Linked DNA regions of Homo sapiens: region 2 is linked to region 1. The links are chromatin contacts, found by Hi-C or POLR2A ChIA-PET in ENCODE. All regions are on one chromosome and are shown on one strand. The core of a region is the stretch at or near the end of the contact, and the rest is flanking DNA. Distances in the headings are between cores, read along the strand shown.

The links. Hi-C counts contacts between places; a loop is a spot of excess contacts on that map. ChIA-PET counts read pairs that join two places held with the same protein, here RNA polymerase II (POLR2A). Pooled maps may share reads with other maps.
Region 2: a loop to region 1 is called in a map of naive thymus-derived CD4-positive, alpha-beta T cell, with 14 times the contacts of the local background. The contact joins the enhancer-like site here to the promoter of SMPD3 in region 1. A Hi-C loop is called at or near these places in 1 of 168 maps with a recorded cell type or tissue (naive thymus-derived CD4-positive, alpha-beta T cell) and 7 of 50 pooled maps. POLR2A ChIA-PET finds 5 or more read pairs at or near these places in 4 of 52 experiments (PC-9, WTC11, activated CD4-positive, alpha-beta T cell and 1 more).

Annotation. Positions count from the first base shown.
Region 1 is chr16:68,445,757-68,452,067 of GRCh38, forward strand. It overlaps SMPD3 (sphingomyelin phosphodiesterase 3), which reads right to left and starts at 2,752. Exons shown (of 9, transcript NM_018667.4): 1 at 2,597-2,752. LOC124903705 (a long non-coding RNA gene) reads left to right here and starts at 3,084. Exons shown (of 2, transcript XR_007065097.1): 1 at 3,084-3,310; 2 at 3,409-6,311. RefSeq lists a silencer at 2,450-2,969 and an enhancer at 3,070-3,119.
Region 2 is chr16:68,281,953-68,288,263 of GRCh38, forward strand. SLC7A6 (solute carrier family 7 member 6) reads left to right here. Exons shown (of 11, transcript NM_003983.6): 4 at 5,794-5,919. It also overlaps the pseudogene RNU6-1262P. Among named protein-coding and RNA genes, the nearest start is that of SLC7A6, 21 kb to the left of the region's middle. RefSeq lists enhancers at 1-88, 2,270-2,409 and a silencer at 4,414-4,708. Within about 2 kb of position 3,086, at least 15 of the 41 ENCODE cell types and tissues checked have a DNase peak (open chromatin) inside an H3K27ac peak, as active enhancers do.

The DNA of each region.
Region 1 (6,311 bases), core at 1,502-4,001:
GCCATCATCTGGTCTCTCATCCTATGGGAAGTAGATCTCTGTGAAGATTATCTCAAAGCTGCACAGTACCTTTGCTATGCAAGTGCTGTGAAATCAGGGTCACTTATTGGGGAGGGCAGGTCTGGGAGGGGCATGCTTATCCTCTAGGGGTATCACCTTGTAGTGTATGTCTGTGTTACCCTTGTTTCCTCTCTGAGGAAACAGTATTTCTGAGACACCTAGTATTTCTGAGACACTGCCTGTGACTGACCAGCAACGTCAGCGCCATGCCCTTCCAGACATGGAGGCCAAAGTGACAAAAGTTGCCTTGCAACGTAGTCCTGCACCCACATCATAAGTGACTCTGTTGATGAGTCCCCTGCCAAGCCTCACTTGGAAACACATGGTGGTGGTGAGGGGGCAGAATTCTGGTCTTTGGAGCAGCCTATTACAGTAGGATAAAGCTTCTGATAAAATGGGAAGGGCAGGGCACTGGTGAGTATGTCAGGGTCAGACCTGAGACCTCAGAAGGGCTGAAGAAGGCTCCACATAGTTGTGAATTCCCCACTTACTGGGCCTTTCGCAGGCCAGGCAGGCTAGGCACAAAGCAACCTGAAGCTACCTTCACCCTGAGGGCATCCACTCGGACCCTAGGTCATTGCTGTGGCTTGAGAGTTAAAGATGTGACTACCCTGCTCCCCACCCCCACAACATCCAAGCCCATCAGTAAATGAGTAAGTGGTTCATCTACACACACACACACACACACACACACACACACACACAGCCCGAAGCGCAAGCTCTGGCCGTGCCACACACATGAAGACTGAAACACACATGGGTACATTCATCTAGTCACACACATTCACACCCACACTCTGACCCACACCATCATCCATGCAAACCCTCACACACTTAAACACATCCCCTCCCCAGAACCAAATTTGACCTAACATGGCTGATGGGGCGTGGGAGGGTCCAGTCAGGATGTCCCTCTGGACCCTGGCCCACTCACGCCCTGTGAACTCCAGGCCCCTTGCTCAAGGTGGAGCCCCCACCTGTCCCTGTCCTAGTGGTCACAGGTCCTGAACACCCCCACTCTCGGCCCCCGAAGGGGCCCTGGTCACCATCGCGTGCACAGAATCCTGGGTGCCTGGCTGGCCTTAGGGTAGGGGGTATGGGAAAAGGGAAAGATGTGGGGGCATAGTGCCCTGCCCTGGCTCAGCCGCCTCCTCCCTCGGGATTTTCCATCCCGGCTCGCGCGGGCCCGCTAGAAGCCGGTGCGCTTTGTCTCCCGCCCCGCTCCTGGCACGTTTCCGTGGAAGCTGCCCGCGCCGCGCCCGAAGCCCCCCCTCCGCGGCCGCGCCCCCCGCCCAGCCCGCGGCGCAGGCCTGCCAGTGCGGCGACCGCCGCTTTGTCCTCTCGAGGATGCCTGGGCCGAGCGCGAAAGCCCCATGCCTTGGAACAGCCACCGCGCGTCCTGGAAGCAGGTCCCCGAGCCTCGGTTTGGGGTGCGCCCTGCATCGGAGCGGAGCAGCCCCCAAAGATTCGCGGGCACGAGGTTGGGGGTAGCGTCTACCTGGAGCTCTTGAGTGCTTGAGGGGAGACCCGCCCCGTCCCGCTCTGTACATGCCCATCTGGGATTGGCCCCCAGCTGCGGTGCCAGAGGCTCGGTCCCCGGGGCGTGGTGGGCTAGGGCGGGTCGTCTCGACTTAGAGCCCCAGGCCTGGATCCAGGTAGGGAGGGCCTGGGAGATAAGGCCCAGGTGGGGAGAGGTGGGGAGGGGTCCCTCCTGTCCTCGTACATCCCCCTACACTACCTCTCACACCCAGGCCACCCAACCCTCGGCGCGGGCCCGAGCGCGGGGGATTCCGAGTGTCAGTGCTTTCCTCCACCCGCGACTCCGAGAAGGATGGGGAGGGGTCTCCCAGCGTTTCCCTGCCACATTCCAATTCCACCCTTCACCAGTAACCTAGGAGGGTCCAAGTGGGAGGGGTAAGAGTCCTCTGTCTCTTCCACATCCTCGATCCTCCTCTTTACAAAACCCTAGGGCCAAGGGAGGAGGGGGGAATAGGGAGGGGGGCGAGTGTGGAGGAAGGGGCCTGGGCAAGGGTCTTCCCTGCATCCCAAGCAGCCCTTCCTGAATACCCCTGGGAGGGTCTGGGCTAGGGGAGCGGTCCGCGATCTCATCCATCACCACCAGACTCCTTTGTAACCTCGAGCAGCCGAAGTGTTGCGGGGAGGGGTCCCCCTGCCTCGAGTCCCTTCATCCCACAACACCTCATCCTCCCGTCCTGAGTAATCCGAGCAGCCCCGTCGCCAGGCACAGCGGGAGGGAGGGTCCAAGCCTCCTCGCTCTCCCAGGAGAGATGGGGGGTGGGGGTGACCCCCAGCCCTCGCCCCTCATACCCAAGAGCCTTCTCCATGATAAAACGAAAACTAACCCAAGCTGCTCCGACCTCCGGCGCCCGGCCACGGGAGGCCCCTAGTCAGTCGGCGGCTGTCCGGGACCCGCGGTCCTGAGAGCAACGAGAACACGTCCCGTCAACTCCCCAGCCCCTCACGCCTCGGTTCGCCCGCTCCCCAAGAAAACAAAAGCGAATTCAGCAGCACTGACCTCTGACGGCGGGCGGGAGGGCGGTCAGCGCCCGGCAGCGCACCCCGCTCCTCCCGGCTCCTCACAGCCCGGGCTCCCGGCCGCAGATCTGGCGGCGGCCGCAGCGGCGGCGGCTCTCGCGGCTCTCGGGTCCGGAGCCTCCCTCAGACTCAGCACCTGGAGCGGCGAACAGCTCCGCGCTTCATTCCTCTGACCCCGCCTCCCTCGCGCCGCCGGAGCCAATGGTGACCCGGACCCCGCCCAGGAGTCTGCCCATTGGGGGCGTCCTCCCCTCTCCCTCCGGCCCCGCCCGCAGGTTCCTGGGTCTCTCCTTCAAGACCACATCCCCCAGAGACCGGCGGAGTTTCGCACAGCCTTCTGGGACTTATAGTTCTTTAAGGACGCGGAGTGGGCTCACGCCGCGGGTAGGCAAACAGAGCGGGACTGCATTTCCCAGAGTGCACTGAAGACACGGAGGCGCGGAGCAGGGCGGGAGGACCGTTTCCATAGCAAAGACGACCAGCCGAGGATGGCTGGCGGAGGCGTGGGGCAGGCCGCAGGACCCTCGAAGGATCGTGTGAGACCCCGGGCAGCCTCTTGGGAGGCCATTTCGAGGAGAAAACCTTGATTTCTGCCTCAGGACCCTGGGCCTCAGTTTTCCTATCTGAGAAGAAGGGCGAAGAGCTGTGCCCCCGACCACACCCGTCGGTGATGGGGCAAACCGAGGGCAAGCAGGTTTGGTTCCTGCCCAGCAAAGGTGAGGGAGGACGGAGGAGACTCTCCCACCGCATTCAGAACTTTATTCCTTTATTTTTGTCTCAATCTTGTCATAGAGGAGCGCTTCACTTTTGGTCATCCCTTGGGCCACCAGGGCCTTCCCGTCTCCGTCTTCCCATCGCAGGTCCTGGCCTCCTTCACACCACTCCAGGATACCGCAGCATCTCCCCCAGCGCAGCAGACGGAGGGCGCTTCACATGCCCCCGGACCTAAGCCCACTCTCCCCTTCAAGATCTGGACTCCACTTTTTTGCAACACTCTTAACTTCTTTGGAAGCTGGGAAGCCTCCTACTCCCTTGGGCCTCTCCACCCTGCCCTCAGCTAACTCGTCGGCAAGCCCCAGCCTAGACATTGCCTGTTTTGTGAAGACATCTAGATGCTGGGCTGTCTGTTGAGTGCCCCACCCTGTGTTTGAGCAGCACCCTCTACTTCCCCTGTTCTACTTGCATGTTTATGTGCTCGTCTTCCTCATTATAAGATCCACAGGGGAGGGGCCATGTCTATATTATTCATACTTACAGTCCAGTGTCTAGTATCTGGCACGTAGTAGGCACTCACTAGCTATTGAGATATAAATATAGATATTTGTTGAATTGAAAATGAATTGGGCCGGGCGTGGTGGCTCACGCCTGTAATCCCAGAACTTTGGGAGGCCGAGGCAGGTGGATCACTAGGTCAGGAGTTCGAGACAAGTCTGACCAAAATGGTGAAACCCAGTCTCTACTAAAAATACAAAAATTAGCTGGGCGTGGTGGCACGTGCCTGTAATCCCAGCTATTCAGGAGGCTGAGGCGGGAGAATCGCTTGAACCCCGGGAGGTGGAGGTTGCAGTGAGTCGAGATTGCACCACTACACTCCAGCCTGGACAACAGAGTGAGACCCTGTCTCAAAAAAAAAAAAAAAAAAAGAGAAAAAGAATAAAATTAAAAAAAAGAAAATAAAGGAACCTCATTCACATACACCTCCAAAACTCTGATTTCCTAAAGTTGGGCATTTCTCATTGCTGGAGGTGTTCAGTTAGAGGCATGCCGCCCCCTTGAAGAAATGTTTATTTCATTTGTACAGTGGGTTGGGATTTTACCTGAATGCTTTGAGTACCCTTTTAATCCTATGATGCTAGAGATTGATAGACCCATGCCTATTATTCCTGTCAGTTCTCCCTGAAATGTCATCAGTTCTTCATGTTCCGCTATTTCTAGCTGTTGGCCCTACTCGTTTCTGTGCCTAAATGCCCTACCTCCCACTCCTTTTCTGAGAAAGATCTTCTGCCCTGTCAGTTATGAAGTAAAGATGTCCTAAGATTCCTGCTCTTTCTTTTTTCTTTCTTTCTTTCTCTCTCTTTTTTTTTTTTTTCGACGGAGTTTCGCTCTTGTTGCCTGGAGTGCAATGGCTGGAGTGCAATGGCGCGATCTCAGCTCACTGCAGCCTCTGCCACCTAGGCCCACCTTGGTCTCCCCAAGTGCTGGCATTACAGGTGTGAGCCACTGTGCCCGGCCTCCTGCTCTTCTTTCAACCCTCTGCTCAGCATCTTAGGCCTCATTGGTGATGTCCCACCTTGCTAGGTAGCATCTTTCCTGAATATTTCTCCACTAAACATTCTGATGTTGGCTAGATGGCCTAGTTAATCTACACATTTCATTTTATCACCTTCTCCAGATGTTTTTTTGTGTATGTCAGCTGATACACTCTGGGGAGAATGCCTTAATATATGGGAATAATTAACTCATGGCCAAGAAGGAAATAACCAAGGGGACTTTTACTCTGGACCTAATTCAAACCAAAGAGACAGAGCCTGAGAGAAAGCAGCTCTGTCATCCTTGAGTTAGTAACATCCAGGAAGGGAAGGCTAGGGTGGGGGAGTGAGTAAAACAGATGGCATTTAGGGAAGAACCAACAGGACTTTAAGAGGCATGGCAGAGGGGCTTTGATCCTGGCTAAACCATCAGGGAAGGCAATTGGAGCTGGGTGAACAGATGGGGTCTTATTACTGAAGAGAAAACGGTAAGGAGGCAGGGGGAAATGGGACGTGTGCTAAAGCAGAGTGCCTCATTCAGTGGATGCAGTGAGAGCAGAGGCTGTTGGAAAAGTGGATCAGGGAGGACCATGCCACCAGGTGGGCATCAGCAGAGTATCACCCGAGTATTGCAGAGGGATACCAAATAAGTCCACCTGAAGCCAGAGCTGAAACCCTGTGGAGGTCCGTTTACCCCTTCAGAAGTAGTGTACCACCATCCATCTACCACTGGAATCCAATTTCAGTTTTGGCAAATTGTTATAAATAGGAAAAAGTCAGGGTTCCACAATTCTGGCAGCACCCAGAGACTATAACAGCATCTGCACAGCCAAGTAGAGTTAGGAAACCTGGATCCTAATCCTGACTTTGCCTCTGATTAGATGTGTGATCCTGGGCTGGAGCTGTTTTTTCAGTTGTAAAATGCTGTTTATTGGTGTTAGGTAGCAGCTAATAAGGCTGGAGGTGGGGCTGGGTGTAGTGGCTCACACATGTAATCTCAGCAGTTTGACAGGCCAAGGCAGGAGGATTGCTGGAGGCCAGGGATTTGAGACCAGCTTGGGCTACATAGTGAGACTCTGCCTGTACTAAAAATTAAAAAAAAAAAAAATAACTCAGTGCAGTGGCGCATGCCTGTAGTCCCAGCTACTCAGGAGGTTGGGGTGGGAGGGTTGCTTGAGCCCAGGAGTTTGAGGCTGCAGTGAACTATGATCAATCACACCACTGCATTCTAGTAGCCTGAGTGACAGAGCAAGACCTGTCTCTAAAAAAAAAGAAATTTTTTTTAAGGGTGGAGGTAGGGAAATTCAAAGCTACTTACTAGCTGTGTGACCTTGCCTAAACTACCTCCTTGGATTTGCAGTCTGTTTATTTGAAAATGTCATAAGGGATAAATGAGATTCCTTATGTAAAGTACTTTATAAATATTAAGCACTTACCAAATGTTAG
Region 2 (6,311 bases), core at 1,836-4,335, 160 kb before region 1:
AAGGGTGACAGTGAGCAGGAGGAAGAGAAGGAGGGAGACTGGGAAGGATGAGACTGGAGGGAAGAAGAAACACTGTATGATCCCTGAGTATCCATTGTTTCCATGCTTTCCTGCTCTCTTGGACCCAGGCCTGGTCAGAGTTCTCAGTAGAAAAGATACGCTCCTCATTTTGGCTAGTTGCTATGGACAGACAACTTTCTTGTTCTGAGAGTGATACGGGGCTAGGGAGGACTGGGTCTTGATCATAGTTGTTTCAAGACTCCAACCCTATATATAGTTCGAATGCTTTCATAATGGGACTAAATGTATTTGTGTAATTAAAAACAAAGACACTGGCCAGGCTCAGTGGCTCATGCCTGTAATCTCAGCAGTTTGGGAGGCCAAGGCAGGAGGATCACTTGAGCCCAGGAGTTCATGACCAGCCTGGGCAACATAGCAAGAACTCGTCTCTTAAAAAACAAAATAAAACAAAAAACCACAAAAAAACAAGGATACTTTAAAAAAAGACACATACATTACATATTTATATACATCCCAGGAGGTAGCCACTGATTCTGGGATCCCCATTTGGAAGGGTTTACCTCCCCTGGAGTGTTGGAGAGCATTTCACTCCTGAATGTCTTGTAGTTGTCCCCTCCCTACCCTGCCTTTCTTCCTTTCTTCCTTCCACATTTTTTTTTTTTTAGATGGAGTCTCACTCTGTTGCCCAGGCTGGAGTCCAGTGGCGTGATCTTGGCTCATTGCAACCTCTGCCTCCCGGGTTCAAGTGATTCTCCTGCCTCGGCCTGCTGATTAGCTGGGACTACAGGCATACGCCACTATGCCCAGCTAATTATTTTGTATTTTTAGTAGAGACGGGGTTTCACCATACTGGCCAGGCTAGTCTCAAACCCTTGACCTTGTGATTTGCCCGCCTCGGCCTCCCAAAGTGCTGGCATTACAGGTGTGAGCCACTGCGCCCGGCCTTTCTTCCACATTTTTGTTGTTATTTTTTGTTTACGGTTGCACTCCTTTGTCCTTGAATGCCCCTTTATAACATTCAGCCTGTCTGGGAGGAATTGGAAGGTTTCCCTCCGCTCTCTGTTGCCTGTGGGAAAAGAGAGTTGTGACTACTGTCAGCGTAGCTGGGAGTACAGCTTCAGATTGCCAGGCAATCTCCTCATCAGAAAGAGAGTATGAAAGGCACAGTTCTGCGAGAGGGTGCATATGTTATTCACTATTAACTTGGGTTTCAGACAACAGAAAACCTTTAGCAGCATGGCTCAAACATGTTGATGTTTGTTTCTCTCACATGTTAAAAGGAGGCAGTGTGGTTTGGATGACTTCAGTTCTTCAGGGAGCCAGGTTTATTCCTTCTGTCTTCCTGCCATCCTCAGCCTGTGACTTCTAGCTGGTGGTCCAGGATGGTTATTGAAGCTCTAGCTGTCATGTCTGCACTGTAACTGACAAGAAGGACAAAGACACTGCCTCCCCCATTTAAAGACACTTTCTGAGGTCTTATATGAAATATTTGCATACATCCCGGGAGAAAACCTGGTTGCACAGCCGTACCTACCTGCAGGAGAGGCTGGGCAATGTCAGCTTTATTTTGGACAGCCATGCCTTCAGCTAAAATTTCTATTACGAATGAAAAAGGGAAGAACAGATAGAGGAAGATAACTAGCCATGTCTGCCACAGAGACTTTGGGGATTTGTTTCTGCTTTGGCTTTCAGTTTGGATCTGCCATTTGAGTACTCCTTTCTCAGCAATAAGCTCCCAGAGAGCCTTGAAGACCCTCACGTGGGTCCCACGCTCCTTGGTGCAGGCTTGTCCAGCAAGGAAATGAGATCAGGAGAAGAGGGAAGGCTTGGATGTTTTAATTGTGGTAGCTGAATCTTAGCATCTGGCTTTAAGGCCCAGTTGTTGACTTTGTTTGAACTCTGATAGTTTATGGTAAGCTAGGGGGGCTGGGAGTTCTGGGAAGCAATAGAGGAGTAAGGATCAGATGGTGAAATTTTGTTTCTTAATTAGAATCAGGAGAACAGTCAAGGGACTTGGCTTCTGCTTGACAGACTGTTCTAGGAGCTCTCTGTTCTCTGGCAGGGCTGATAGTAGGGTGAGGCAAACGAGGTGCCTGGGGTCAGCGTTGAAGGGCGTACTCACTCTCAGGTTCCGGCATGTGGTCCCCTGAGAGTGAGTGCCTCCTTAAATTTTGTGCCCTAGGTGCCTCCTAGCTTCACACTACCCTGGCTCTGCCTTCTGGTGCTACATTGTTGCTAATGAACCATTTTTATTTTTAAACAAATTCTTTTAAAAATTTTCAGGGGCCATGCTAATCTTCTTTGCGTCGTTCCAATTTTAGTATATGTGCTGCTGAAGTGAGCACGAACTATTTTTATTTTTATCTAGAAAGAGGCGTATGTTCACGGTAAACCATGGTAAACCACAGAGTGGAAAAAGTCTCCTTCCCTCTCCACAGCTTTAGTCTTTCTCCCCAGAGGAGCCACTCTGACCAGGTGCTTTTGTATCCTTCCAGCTGGTCTATTGGAATGGACTCTGCAGGCATTTCCACAAGCAGCCTTCTTTATTCATTAGTTTAGCACATAGTTGAATTTCCACTGTGTGTAATATTTACCTGTGCACAGAGAGGACCAAACCTGTAGGACATTTATGGCAGGATAGAAGGAAGGAGAAGGATCAGAAGTGAGACCCAGTGCCAGTTAGTGGGTCTGAGGAGTGTATCAGCTTCTCTTCCCCTTGGAGCTGCAAACCAGAAGCACAGTTAGCACTGCCAGGATATTGTCAGACAGTCTCTTTCTCCATGTTTATTTCCACCTTTTTGTGTTTCTCTCCTTTTATCCTCTTCTGTCTCTGCCTCCTTGTCTCTTATCTCTCACCCCTCTGTCTCTTCTGTGTATTTTCTCGTCTTTTTTTTTTTTTTTTTTAGAGACAAGTTCTCACTCTGTTGCCCTGGCTGGAGTGCAGTGACTATTCACAGATGCTATTACAGTGCACTATAGGCCCGGACTCCTGGGTTCGGCAGTTCTCCCACCTCAGCCTCCCACACAGTTGGGACTCCAGGTGTGCACCGCTGCCCCGGCCCCCTGTCTGTCTTTTTGTCTAAGCTGCATGCCCTCCCACTTCTGCTTCTTTTTGTGTTCTGCTTCCTTCCTCTATTTACTTATGGTTTCTGTCCCTTTGTTACTAAGGGCTTGTATGTGACTTTCACTTGCTGTAGCTCCTGACCCTTCTGCCCATTACTGTTAGATTCAGTTTCTTGGTATTCCAACTCTGTGTTTCTGGGAGAGGCAATGTAACAGGCTCAACTTGGGTCCAGTGTCTGGCTCCATCAGTCATGATAGGGAAGGGGGAGCAATTCCCAAGAAGGAGCTGGGCAGGTACTTCAAAACATGGCTACTGTACTGTGTAGGGGCCTATGGATTACTGGTACCTATTAACTAGGTAATCCTTATGTTAGCTGATTGAGGCTTAACCCCATACAGGTAGCTTTGATCATCAGGGTAGGTCCCTGGGAAGACCTGCCAGCAGCATGCATTTCTTTGGGCTGCTTCTCCCCTCCCATTTGACCACTGTCCCCCTACTCCCACATCATGATTGACTAGTAAGCACCTGTGTTACTGGCCAGTGTACTGAGTGAAAGCTCTTTGAAGCCATTGAGCCTGGCACCTGCCACCTGTGTTCATTTTCACAGGCTGGCCATAGGCACTTCTCTCCATTTGAATGGAAGAATATCCAACTTTCTGACAATTTGCCTTGCTCCAGGGAATTGGAAGTTAGAGTGAAAATCTTACCACCTTGGTTCCAACCAGGGTTTATCAGTGCCCCTCTTTGCTTGGTGATGAGCTTAAGAAAACAACGTGGCCAGGCATAGTGGCTCATGCCTGTAATCCTAATATGGGAGGCTGAGGCAGGAGGATTGCTTGAGCCCAGGAGTTCCAGACCAGCCTGGACAATACAGCAAGACCCCTGTCTCTACAAAATAATTTTTTTTTAATTAGCTGGGTGTGGTGGTGTGCACCTGTGGTCCCAGCTAATAGGAGGTTGAGGTGGGAAGATCACTTGAGCCCTGGACATCGAGGCTGCAGTGAGCTGTGATCGCACCCACTCCAGCCTGGGTGACAGAGCAAGACCCTGTCTCAAAAAAAAAAAAAAAAAAAAAAAGAAGGAAAGAAGGAAAATAAAATGATATACTGCTGTTACCTTCTGAGAATTTGTGATCTTGGGAGAAGCATGACCCAATCACCTGAGGGAGAGACTTGAGACAGGTGTCTACATGATGATAGCATAGACACTAACCTGTGCTAAGAAGCAGGAATGCCATGTGGTTCAGGAGAGAAAGAGCTCAGAGAGGGGTGGGGTGGTGTATTCAGAGAAGGTTTTACAGAGGAAGAGGAAGTGGGGGCTGAACTAGACCTTGACTGGGAGTTGCTGTTGGCTATGGCAGGAAGAGGAGGGGAGGACATTTCTTTTTATGTGTGTGTACGGTACGAGTAAGAGAGAGAGTCTGGCTGAAGGAGAGAGTGCAAAGTGGGTAGGAGTAAGTGGAGTTGGCCTAGAGGATGGGCCCAAAAGATTTTGTAGTAAGATTTGAGGTGCACATAAAAGTTCTGTTTTTGTATGCTAGAGGCAGTACTCACAGATGTCACTGCGTTCCTTCCTGCTGGATATTGCTCTTATGTCGTCCCCATGGATCAGTCATTGTTTAGCAGGAGCAAAGTGCCGGGGCTCTCAGCACAGGGCCCAGATGTCACTGAAGTGTGTGAGGAGCTAGAACTTAAAGCCACGTGAGCCTAGGGAGTACTCGAGTGGGTGCGCTTCTCCATGGACTTCATTGAGAATTGGGAGGTATGGGTAGGAATGAGGGTGGAAGCGATCAGTGGGCTTGGGAATGTGAACTTAGAAATGGTAGTTAGCTTCTCTCACCTCAGTTTCCTCATCCATAAAATGGGAATAGGAATATCTGTATTTTGGAGTCGTGAGAATTGATGGAGAGGTGTATGTGAAATTGTCAGGCATATAACAGACTTTTCTTTTTCTCCTTTTTTTTTTTTTTTTGAGACGAGGTCTTACTCTGTCATCAGGCTGGAGTGCACGGCTCACTGCTGCCTCAACCTCCTAGGCTCAAGCGACCCTCCCTCCTCAGCCTCCTGAGTAGCTGGGACTACAGGTGTGCACCACCACGCCCAGCTAATTTTTGTATTTTTTGTAGGGACAGGGTTTCTCCATGTTGCCCAGGCTGGTCTCTAACTCCTGGGCTCACATGATCCATCTGCCTCAGTTTCCCAAAGTGCTGGGATTACAGGTGTGAGCCACTGCACCTGGCCTCATTTTTACACTTAATGCAAAACACTGTCTCTCTAATTTCTTAGGTAACCTGCCATCTGCATTCAAATTTACCTCACTTACTGATGAGTTTCTTTTGGCCATGAAGAGGTCTTGTGTCTCCTGTGGTTTGGAACCTTGGGAGTCTGGGTGGGAAAGAGTAGGTGAAATCACCCATCCCTGGGCCTGGGGGGAATTCCCAGAAATGGTGCTAGCCATCAGGATGTATAAGTATGTGTTCACGCATGCCTTCATATCCTTGAGCACCAGTAGTGATGGAAGTGCCTGTGTGCTGTCAGCTGGGGCGGGTGCAGGGTGTCCCCTCGCTTGCCAGTTCGCCTTGTTCTGACTGGTCCATTGGCCCCTTTGCCTTAGGCAGGAAGGGCAGAAAGAGTGCTCTCTGTAAAGAGGGGTTGGGCCCCTGTGCCCTCAACTCAAGCCTGCCAGTGACTTTGTGGTTTTCCTCCTAGGTCTGCTGACATTTGTGAACTGTGCCTATGTCAAGTGGGGCACACGTGTGCAGGACACGTTCACTTACGCCAAGGTCGTAGCGCTCATTGCCATCATTGTCATGGGCCTTGTTAAACTGTGCCAGGGTAAGTGGTGGGAAGGGGGGTACCACCAACAGTTCCTCTGGATTCCCTGAGGAGAACATGGCGACTCTGTTAGCTTCACTGCTCGGCTGTTTCTATGTACATGCTAGCATGTGTCAGTGAGTGCAAGAGATGGGAGTAGATTTCTTTCTGGGCTTTTTGGGCCAGGCTGGCTTGGCCAAGTGGACATGAGTCAGCCTGTCCCTCAGGGCTGGTTTCCTTTGGTGGAGGCTGGGAGCATTGCAGGAAGCCAGCCAAGGGCCTAGGAGCTCCTGAAGCTTGGGTCATGATTGGGTCATAAAAGTAATCTGTGGGGATAGAGTGGCTCCTGTTTGTGGTCTGTGACTGCCAAGCTACAAGTAGGAAGACTGGGCCCTCCTTGAGACAGGTGGCAG